Regions from separate parts of the Mus musculus genome. Here region 1 is linked to region 2. A link is a loop called in an ENCODE intact Hi-C map of the cell type or tissue named here. Cell type or tissue: gastrocnemius. All regions are shown on one strand. Each heading gives the region's core, and the rest is flanking DNA. Links, peaks and the distances in the headings are about the cores only. Region 1 overlaps Tsacc (TSSK6 activating co-chaperone). Region 2 holds the start of Khdc4 (KH domain containing 4, pre-mRNA splicing factor).

The links. Peaks named below come from ENCODE experiments on the same cell type or tissue, not always from the same donor. Only the 100,000 strongest peaks of a DNase experiment are listed, where the experiment ranks them.
Region 1: a loop joins it to region 2, with 2.8 times the contacts of the local background. A loop is called at or near these places in 2 of 42 quality-filtered maps.

Annotation. Positions count from the first base shown.
Region 1 is chr3:88,289,408-88,294,779 of GRCm38, forward strand. All of the region lies in intron 2 of Tsacc (TSSK6 activating co-chaperone), which reads right to left. Among named protein-coding and RNA genes, the nearest start is that of Tsacc, 4.9 kb to the right of the region's middle. In gastrocnemius, for the core only: a CTCF peak has its summit at 2,773 (motif pointing left); a DNase peak (open chromatin) is centred at 2,755.
Region 2 is chr3:88,682,161-88,687,532 of GRCm38, forward strand. Khdc4 (KH domain containing 4, pre-mRNA splicing factor) reads left to right here and starts at 3,627. Exons shown (of 14, transcript NM_028814.4): 1 at 3,627-3,727; 2 at 4,184-4,406. The coding sequence starts at 3,690. In gastrocnemius, for the core only: CTCF peaks have their summits at 2,495 (motif pointing right) and 2,697; DNase peaks (open chromatin) are centred at 3,611, 4,199 and 4,720; H3K4me3 peaks cover 2,612 bases; H3K27ac peaks cover 2,973 bases.

The DNA.
Region 1 (5,372 bases), core at 116-5,115, 390 kb before region 2:
TCTCAAGTTTGGGGATTCTAAGGATGAGTCACACCTGGCCTTAGAAGAGATTCTAAAATTGTTAACTATATTACTTTTGACAAAAAGCCAAATCAGAAGGAAAACCTGATTTTGAGAAGCTGGTGAGCTCTTCCCAGACATATGTTCTTCTTCTTTTTTTTTTTTTTTGGTTTTTCGAGACAGGGTTTCTCTGTATAGCCCTGGCTGTCCTGGACCTCACTCTGTAGATCAGGCTGGCCTCAAACTCAGAAATCCGCCTGCCTCTGCCTTCCAAGTGCTGGGATTAAAGGTGTGTGCCACCATGCCTGGTTCAGACAACTGTTCTTATCTACTGAGTAATTGTCCTCTGGGAAATTATTCTTTCCCCGACCCCAGTTGGACTGCAGAGACAGCACTCAGGCTTCTCACCACTACAAATAAGCAGGGCGTGACCCAGGACAGGCCAATGCTGACATCTTACCCTCTGCAACTGTGCTGGCCCGCTGGGGAAGCACATGGACAGTAGGGTGAGCCAGTCAAGTCGCAGGATCAGCAAACCAACAATGATGTGTGTCAAAGCTTTCTTCGCTAAACACAGTAGCATGCCTACCTACAATCCTAACACTTGGGAAGCCGACTGCACTAGAGGATCTGCAAGGTCCAGGCTAACCTGGGCTACAGATCAAGACTGTCTCAATAAACAACCAAAGGCAAAACCCACAAAGACAAAACTAACTTCCTTTGGTTGGCTGTGCTGGGAGGGACATAAAGTTGAGCCCAATGGGAGCTACTGAATTTGGCCAGCATATCATAAAAACTGGGGACAAGCAAGACGAGGACAGATAGACAGATGGACAGATTCCAACAGTCAGAACTCTCAGTTCCAGCCCAGATGCTCTGGACTCCACAGCCCTTAGCTCTCTGAACCAGCTGCACAAGCCCCTAAGTTCCCATGTGTACTCAAGACAGTGTGCGGTGGGACTCTGTCAGCTCATCATAATCACATTTTAGATGAACTAACAGGTTCTAAGGTGAAAGTAGGAGATCAAACCAGAGAACAAGAAGTGGCCTAAGTTTGGGTGGCAGGTTCAGCCTCAGAAAGGGAATAGAAAGCTACAAAAATAAAAGCTGGACAGTGGTGGCGCAGCCTTCAATTCCAGCACTTGGAGGCAGAGGCAGGCAGATCTTTGTGAGTTCAAGGCCAGTCTTGTCTACATAGTGAGTTCCAGGACAGCCAGGGCTACACAGATATGTCCTTGTGAGGAGCGGGTGTGGCAGCAGTCCCAAGAAGGTGCCAGGGACTGCAGCTAAGTCTTATGACTTGCACCTGACTTCCTCATACACCTGAAAATAAGCCACAACCATCGTGAGAGCTGCGCAGCTGCACCAGGATACTGGCGAATCCATTTTGGTGGAGACATGCCCCTGCTGCCCTGATTAGCTGAAGCTGCGTGCCTGGTGAGGTGACGTGGCCTGCTGTGAGTGGATGAGGGCTGAGAGTATATAAGAGTGAGAGGCCTGGGTTAGAGAGAGAGATAAAGAGAGAGAAAAAGTTGAAGCGAGAGAGATGAAGACGGAAGTTTGCTGAATAAACTGCTGTTAGAAGGACTGGTGGTCGTGTTGTTCTTGCTGGTCGAGAGCGGACGAGACAAATCCTGTCTTGTACATTCTGTCCCCGCCCCTTATGCCCCCCCAAAAAAAGTGAAAGAAAAAAGTTAGCTTCCTATTGCAGAGAGAGAGAGAGAGAGAGAGAGAGAGAGAGAGAGAGAGAGAGAGAGAGAGAGAGAGAGAGAGAGTTTGGCCCGTGAGTAACTGCTCTGGCACCTGAAGGATGAAAAGAAGCGACGGAGCTGACAGAAGAGCAATGAACGGCAAGTGGAAAAGCTGGGACCATGAAACAGTGTAACCAAAAAAGACAAGAGAGATGGAGGTAGGGGCCCGATGCAGCTCACTGGTCATGATGCACCATGACATGGGCTTGGTCCCCAGAACACACATGTAAAGTGGTATATGCATGTAATGCCAGAATTTGGGAGGTGGAAGCAGGAAGATCAGAGTTCCTTGAGTCCTTGGCTACATTGTGAGTTCAAGGCTATGAGGCTGTGGAAGGAAGAGGAAGAGAAAGCAACCTCGGCTCAGCATGATCAGGAAAGGGACTAGCAAAGCCAGTGCTACAGAATGAGACCCTCTCTGGAAAGAAAAAATGGGGGGGGGGGGGAGGCTGGCAAGATGTCTCAGGGGGTAAATGCAACTGCAGCCAAGTCTGAGGACTTGAGTTCAATTCCCAAGCCCACCTGATAGAAGAGAACCAGCTCCAGCAAGCGGGCGCGCGCGCGCGCACACACACACACACACACACACACACACCGTGCACCTCCTCACTAGCTCTGGAGTATGCACAACAAATAAATAATATTTTTTAAAAGATCAAGTAAGGATGGGGCTAGGGGTTTAGTTCAGTGGTAGAGCATTTATCTAACTTGTGTAAGACCCTGGGTTTGATCCCCAGCACTGAGAGGGGAAAAGACAGAAAAGTTCATTCATTCATTTATACAGGTAAAAGATACCCAAGTGCCTATGTGACAATGGAACTGGGGAAAATGTCTTGAGGAATTACCTCAGACAGGGTCAAATGATAAAGAAGAGTCTTTTGATATAAAACAAGGCTGGGGTGGGGGTGGCTGGAGACATGACTCAGAGGTTAAATGCACTGACTAGTCTTCCAGAGTTCAATTCCCAACCACCACACGGTGGCTCATAACCATCTATAATGAGATCTGGTGCCCCCTTCTGGCCTGCAGACATTCATGCATGCAGAGTCCTGTATGCATAATAAATAAATAAATCTGCCGGGCACTGGTGGCGCACGCCTTTAATCCCAGCAGTTGGGAGGCAGAGGCAGATGGATTTCTGAGTTTGAGGCCAGCCTGGTCTACAGAGTGTGTACCAGGACAGCCAGGGAAACCCTGTCTCAATGCAACCCCCACCCCCAATAAATAAATAAATCTAAAAACAAAAACAAACAAAAAAAAAAACCAATAAAACAAGCCTGGGGACAGAGGTGTGACAAGTGTAGCAGGAACTTTTCCCACTTTGAGACAGGGTCTCATGTAGCTTTGGCCCTCCTGTCTCCACTTCCCAAGTGCTGGGATTACAGGTGTGTACCGCACCCCTGCCAAGTAAGATGCTTTATTGTAGTCTGTCTTCAGAGATCACAGAAGAAATGGCCTGTAATGTCCATTTCACACATGCATGTGAGGCTGCGCACTGTCTACACGTCACTGATCTTATAAAGTGGAGGTCTGTTCTCTGATCCCTGTCAGCTGCTCTTTTTGTTTGTTTCTCAAGACAGGGTTTCTCTGTTGTACTCCTGGTGGTCCTCGAACTTACTCTGTACATCAGGCTGGCCTCAAACTCACCTCTGTCTCCCAACACCTGGGATTAAAGGCATGGGCATCACTGCCTGGGCCCTCTCTCTCTTTTACTACTATTATTATTATTTTATATTTGAGTGTTTTGCCTGCGTGTATATATCTGTACTACATCATGCCTGGTGCCTTTAGAGGCCAGAAGGAAGCACTGGACTCTTCTGGAAGTGCAGTTACAGTCCACTTTGGGCTGTCATGTGGGTGCTGGGAAGTGAATGACAGCTCTGGAAGAGCTGTCAGTGCTCTTAACTCTTTTTGTTTTTTTTGTTTTTTTTTGTTTGTTTGTTTGTTTTTTTTGTTTTTCGAGACAGGGTTTCTCTGTATAGCCCTGGCTGTCCTGGAACTCACTTTGTAGACCAGGCTGGCCTCGAACTCAGAAATCCGCCTGCCTCTGCCTCCCAAGTGCTGGGATTAAAGGCGTGCGCCACCACGCCCGGCTAAAATATCATAGTTAACTTTTTTTTTTTTTAAGATTTTTAAGATTTTTATTTATTTATATGTAAGTACACTTCAGACACTCCAGAGGGAGTCAGATTTCGTTACAGATGGTTGTGAGCCACCATGTGGTTGCTGGGATTTGAACTCCGGACCTTTGGAAGAGCAGTCGGGTGCTCTTACCCATTGAGCCATCTCACCAGCCCTTGCTCTTAACTCTTGAGCCAGCTCTCTGACACAGGGTCTAGAGAGGCAGTCCTGGCTGGCCTGACCTCACGTCAGCCTGGTATCCCAGGCTGTCTTTGATTCTATGACTATCCTCTTGCCTCTGCTTCTTAAGTGCTGGTACTACACGTATGAAACTACACACATACATATTTTTTTTAGACAGGGTCTGTGTAACTCAGGCTGCTCTGGAATTTGCAGCAATATTCAGACTCTGAGGCCTAGGTTTACAGGTGAAGATCACCATGTTCAGCTTCTGATACATGTGTATGTATCATACATACGTACACATACATGTTTCTTCTGTGTGTGCTTGTGTATGTGCATGTATGTGGAAACCAGAGGTCTACATCAGGTATCTTCCTCAATTGCTCTCCATTTATTTAGTTTCATGTGTATGGTGCTCTCCGAGACCAGAAGAGGGTATCAGCATTCAGAGCCTCTGAAACTGGAGTTATAGAAAGCTGTGAGCTGCCATGTAGGGGTGCTAGGAATTGAACCTGTGTCCTCTGGAAGAGTAGCCAGTGCTCTTAACCATCTCTCCTGTCCCTTCCACTTTATTTTTTTCTTTTTTGTTTTATTGGAGGGGTTGGTTCAGGTTTTCTCTGTAGCCCCTGATGTTCTGGAACTCACCACACCCAGCCTTGCTTTATTTTGCTGAGTAAGGGTCTCTCACCAAACCTGGAACTTATCATTTCAGCTAGACTGTCTCATCAATAGCCATCAGGGATCTACCTGTTTACTCTATGTCCCTGCCTCCATAAGTACTGGGATACAGACATATGCCACCATATCTGGCTTTTTTTTTTTTGTTTGTTTGGTTTTTTTTGTTTTTCGAGACAGGGTTTCTCTGTATAGCCCTGGCTGTCCTGGAACTCACTCTGTAGACCAGGCTGGCCTCGAACTCAGAAATCTGCCTGCCTCTGTCTCCTGAGTGCTGAGATTAAAGGCATGCGCCACCACGCCCGGCTCATATCTGGCCTTTTATATGATTTAGAGGAGCCACACTCAGATCCTCAGGTATGCATAGCAAGGACTTTACCCACCGAGCCACCTCTGCAGTGCCCCGACATATCCTTTTCAATGGTCCTAGGTAGCCAGTATTAGCAGCATTGTACTTGAGGAATCCCATGTTAATAAAATTTGGTCAGGATTCCACAACTGGCACATGGCAGTTGCATGGAATTAAGCCAGGGTCTCTAGGCAGCAAAGCTGTGATCTACTTAGTGACACTTTACAAGTGCTATAAAAATAACTCATCAAAGTCAGGTAGGTAGTACATGCCTGTCAACTCAGCAGCTGGGA
Region 2 (5,372 bases), core at 210-5,209:
TTGTTTTTTGTTTGTTTGGTTTTTTAGAGACAGGGTTTCTCTAAAAAACTCAGAAATCCACCTGCCGAGTGCTGGTAAAGCCAATTTTAAGACAGGCAACTGACATATGAAGTTGTGTTGTTCTTGTTCAGCTGTTGGTGAGAATTTCTGGGTGTAGCTTCTGACATTCCCAGGAGACACAATGTCATAGCAAACTCCCTACCCTCTCTTTGGGAATATCTTTTTTTTTTAATTTTTTTAAGATTTATTTATTTATTATATGTAAGTACACTGTAGCTGTCTTCAGCCACTCCAGAAGAGGGAGTGGCTGATCTTGTTACAGATGGTTGTGAACCACCATGTGGTTGCTGGGATTTGAACTCTGGACCTTCGGAAGAGCAGTCGGGTGCTCTTACCCACTGAGCCATCTCACCAGGCCCGATGTGAATATCTATCTATCTTGTAGATATATCCAGTCTGGGCTTCTTAACTCTTTTTTTTTTTTTTTTTTTTAAAGATTTATTGGTTATATGTTAGTACACTGTAGCTGTCTGTCTTCAGACACTCCAGAAGAGGGAGTCAGATCTCATTACGGATGGTTGTGAGCCACCATGTGGTTGCTGGGATTTGAACTCGGGACCTTTGGAAGAGCAGCCGGGTGCTCTTACCCACTGAGCCATCTCACCAGCCCAGCTTCCTAACTCTTAATTTTGATTGATTGTGGTGTTCTGTTATCATCTCTATTTCAAAGAGTTTCCTTGCCGGGTATGGTGGCGCATGCCTTTAATCCCAACACTCGGGAGGCAGAGGCGGGTGGATTTCTGAGTTCGAGGCCAGCCTGGTCTACAGAGCGAGTTCCAGGCAGCCAGGACTACACAGAGAAACCCTGTCTCGAAAAAACAAAAACAAAAACAAAAACAACAACAACAAAAGAAGAGTTAAAAAGAGTTTCCTTGGGGGCTGGTGAGATGGCTCAGCAGGTAAGAGCACCCGACTGCTCTTCCAAAGGTCCTTAGTTCAAATCCCAGCAACCACATGGTGGCTCACAACCATCTGTAACAAGATCTGATTCCCTCTTCTGGTGTGTCTGAAGACAGCTACAGTGTACTTACATATAATAAATAAATAAATCTTTAAAAAAAAAAAAGAGTTTCCTTGATTTGGGGTGAGGACTACACTCTGGGTGATAGGATAGGTATTTTATTGGTGTTAGGAACTAAACTGGTTTAGTAAAGTGGCCTGTAGAGGAATTTTAATTCAGCACATGGCTACTCTGACAAGAGATTGCCTAGAGTACCTTCTAGGTCTGTGTGGTCCAGCTGTAATACAGACACACCTTTAATCCTAGGAGACAGACGCAAGCAGATCTCTGAGTTCAAGGACATCCACATATAGAGCAAGTTGAGGTAAAGAAAAACTTAGGTCCATTAAGGAAAAGCTTTAAGCCCAGAACTCAGGAGGCAGAAGCATTCTGATCTCAGAATTCTAGTTCAGTTCCATTCAATCAGTTCATGGAATTCAGAGGCAGTTTTACCAGGAGAGTTTTACATAGTCAGGTTGAAGAGAGAACAAGATAGACCCTGGTAAAGACAACCAAAATAGATAATGAGAAGAAGCCAGAAGATTAGAATAGATTGCCAGGGTTAGTTTAAAGCCTATCAGAGCAATTCACAAAGAAGTAGAAAGAAATCAGTCAACTAGGAGAGAAGTTTTAAGCCAGCCAGCCAGCCAAGTTGAACCAGGTAGCCAGAGTTCAGAAAGAACTAGAAAGGGAACACTTATTCAACAGTAAGTCTCAGAGGCTGAAATCATGCTAGGCCTAGATAAGATTGTACAGAGGCTAAAAGTTTTCAGGACCAGGCCTAGGTTAGCAGATCGAGGCAGTATGTCTCAGAGATGACAAGTATATCAGGTGAATAAAAGATACTTAGGTTTACAGTGGTGGTTGTAGGTTCACGTCCTTTCACATAGTATCAGCAAGACCTCTTAGAGAGAGAGAGAAAGACAGAGAGACAGAGAGGGAGAAGAGGAGGAGGAGGAGGAAGAGAAAGAGGGGAGGAGAGAGAGAAGAAAAGAGGAGGGGGAGGAGGAAGAGGGGAGGAGAGGAGAGAGAGAGGCAAAGGAAGGAAAGAAAGAATGTAGAATCAAAGTTGCTTTGCCATGCTGATTTTAGTCGAGCACATGACTCAACTATTCAAGCCTGGTGTTCTTCAGGCAAGTCTGTTTCCTCAAGACTTATTTACTTTGTGTGGTGTTGGCAACTGAACTTTGGACTTAACTCTGCTCCACACTGGTTCGTCCTGCAATTCTTTCCCAAGTCAAAAAAGCCAAAGACTCTTTGGAGTCTAGCCCTAAAAGATCAAGGGAGCACCTCTCACACTAGTGTGGTTGACACCACAGAGCAGTGTCTTCATCCCTACCACAAATGTATATTTATTTATTATGTGCCCAAACTCTCTATTATTTAGCTTTTAAGTGAATTTTTTTTTTTTTAAAGATTTATTTATTATTATATGTAAGTACACTGTAGCTGTCTTCAGACACTCCAGAAGAGGGCGCCAGATCTTGTTACGGATGGTTATGAGCCACCATGTGGTTGCTGGGATTTGAACTCTGGACCTTCGGAAGAGCAGTCGGGTGCTCTTACCCACTGAGCCATCTCACCAGCCCCAAGTGAATTTTATTCTATGAATTATGTCGGAATGTAAGTATTTCTATAAGCTAGCATTCTGGGTTTGTTTGCTTTCTGTTGGAAGAATACTTGCATAAACGTTAAGGATCTGTTTTTCAGATTCACCCAAAACTCCTTAGAATTCAAAGCTTTTCAGTATATTGAAGAGGCAGTCAAGTGTAAACACACAGCCCTCAGAGAAGGGGATTTCATAACTTTTGATTTTTAATCTCCATTATGACAGTTCTTAGATCAGAGAGCAACTTTCCTTGTGTGCTCCAGGGATCTAACTTACATCGTTGTTTGTCTACTAGCACCTTCGTCTGCAGGGCTATCTCTCAGTCCCTGGCTTCGTTTTTTTTAAAAGCTCCACCTCGCTGAGCAGTTTTTCTCCAACTTTACTTGTTTTATAACAAGTTGTCCAAGTGCTTACGAGTTTGCCAAAACCAATGTTTTTGCTCATGGCCACCAGAACAGCCCCCCCCCCCCCATGCAGCGGGCTGACTGGAGCTTCCTATCCCTAAGGGTGGGTGGGTGGGGGACCCAAAACAAAACAAAAAGAGAAAGAAAGAAAAGGAAGTTGTGCAAATGACTTTGGAAAGAATCATTTCCTTTTTTCATAAGCTGAATCGAGAAGTGCGCTGAAGTCGCCGGCAGGGTTCTCCTCCGCTACAGGCTGGGACTCCACGTGAGCAAAGAGAACGCGGAGAAAGTCGGCTTCATTTTCTGACTTGTCTTCCAGGCAACTCGCTTGCCCACAATAAAAATGGATTCTCCTAGCCCGCAACTCGCTTTTAAACCAGGCCCAACAACCATTTTTATTAAGGGCAAGAGAGCAAGCCGGAGAGTCGACAGGCAGGCACTCCTGTCACTGAGACGCCAGACGCTTTAAATCACCGAGGGTCCAATCGGAATCAAGAGTCCTCACCGGACCCGCCTTACCTCACGGCCGGAAAAGGCCGTGCGTCAGCGCGTTGGGCGGAAGTGGCGGGAGGGCGGTGGTGGGTAGTTGGCGGGTGGTTGACTGGAGCAGGCCGCCATGTCCGCAGGGAGCGCGACACATCCTGCCGCTGGCGGGTAAGGGCTTCGCGGGCCAGGCTGGGGGCAGCGAGCACGGGCCCGGGGCAGGGAGACCGGCGAGGCTGCGTGTGGGCCGGACGGGCCGTCTAGTAGGACGCGTCCGGATGCCGAGGCCGGGGTTCTGGAGAGAATGTTGAGCTGGCCTCGGGCGCCCGGAAAGAGGCCGGCCGCGGTGCGAGAGGGAAGGGAGGGAACTCGGAGCCTTTTAGAAGGACGAGCCAAGGAGAAGGCGAACGCAGAGCGTTCCCGGCCGAGCCGAGTCTCCGGATGGAAGTGACTGGAAAGGAAATGTTTCGTAAGGGGATCGGAATAAGGGGAGTGGGACTGAGCTTTAGATAGGAATCTCGGGCACGTCTCGGGACCATGGCAGGCGACGCGGGATGGAGTGTACGAAGGGGGAGACTACACAAAGGAAGGCCGTGGGCCTCAGGATTTCCCTTTTCCTACCTGTAGGCGCCGCAGCAAATGGGATCAGCCAGCGCCAGCTCCGCTTCTCTTCCTGCCGCCAACGGCCCCAGGTGGAGAAGTCGCTGGCAGCGGGGCGAGCCCCGGGGGCGCCACCACCGCCGCCGCTCCTTCAGGAGCCTTGGATGCCGCCGCTGCCGTGGCTGCCAAGATCAATGCTATGCTCATGGCCAAAGGGAAGCTGAAACCATCTCAGAATGCGGCCGAGAAGGTATTGCGAGCGCTAGACGCTCTGCGCTTCGGGATTTTCTTTTTCCTCCCCTTTCTTCACCTTTCAGTTGCTTGGTCATTGGGGTTAATGAAGATGAAACCGGTTAGAGTGAAGATCACGTTTGGGAGTATTTAGATGATACCTTGTTAAATTGTTCCTGCAAGGCAATGAATGGGCTTTGGTTTTTTTGTTTCAGGCAGAGACTCTGTATATTTAGACCAGGCTGGCCTGCTTGCAGAGATGCCTCTTGCCTCTGACCCCCCAAGTGCTGTGCCCCATCATTGCATCCTGAAGTCAGGCAGTTTTAATTGATGTAGTTCCCTTGTTTTGTTTTTCGAGACAAGTCCACGTAGTCTTGGCTGTCCTGGAACCGTGGTTTAGCCTCGAACTAATGGGGAGATATCCGTCTCTGCCATCTACGTAGGATAAGGACATGCGCAGCCACCACCTGGCTGGTCTTGTTACTTTTATGGACTAGTTTTTGTGCTTAGAAACTTAAACTCAGTTTTTTTTTATGGATATTTGAGGCAATATGTTTTTGATCCATGAAGTTCTGGTATATCAAGTCAGTGTTTTAAAAATACTCATTTGTATGTATGTCTCTCAAGTGTCATAGGATTTGGGGCTTGGCAATGTGAGGGATTGAACTAAGGTCATCTTGCTTGGCAGTAAGTACCTTTATGCTCTGAGCATCTTGTTGACCCTCAGTGAGTGTGTTGGTATGACACACACAGTGTTTGTCATCAGGAAATGACATAGCCGTGGTGAATGTGGGAGGTCGGAGGATAGCCTTGGTATCAGTCTTCACCTTCCACCTTGTTTGAGTCCCGAGTCCGGGTCTCTGTTTGCCGCTGTGTTTATATTAGGCCAGGGATTCCTCATCACTGTCTTCCATCATGCTGTTGGGGCATTGATATGACATGCCTGATGCGTGCTTTTTGGAAATTAAAACTCACATCCTCATGC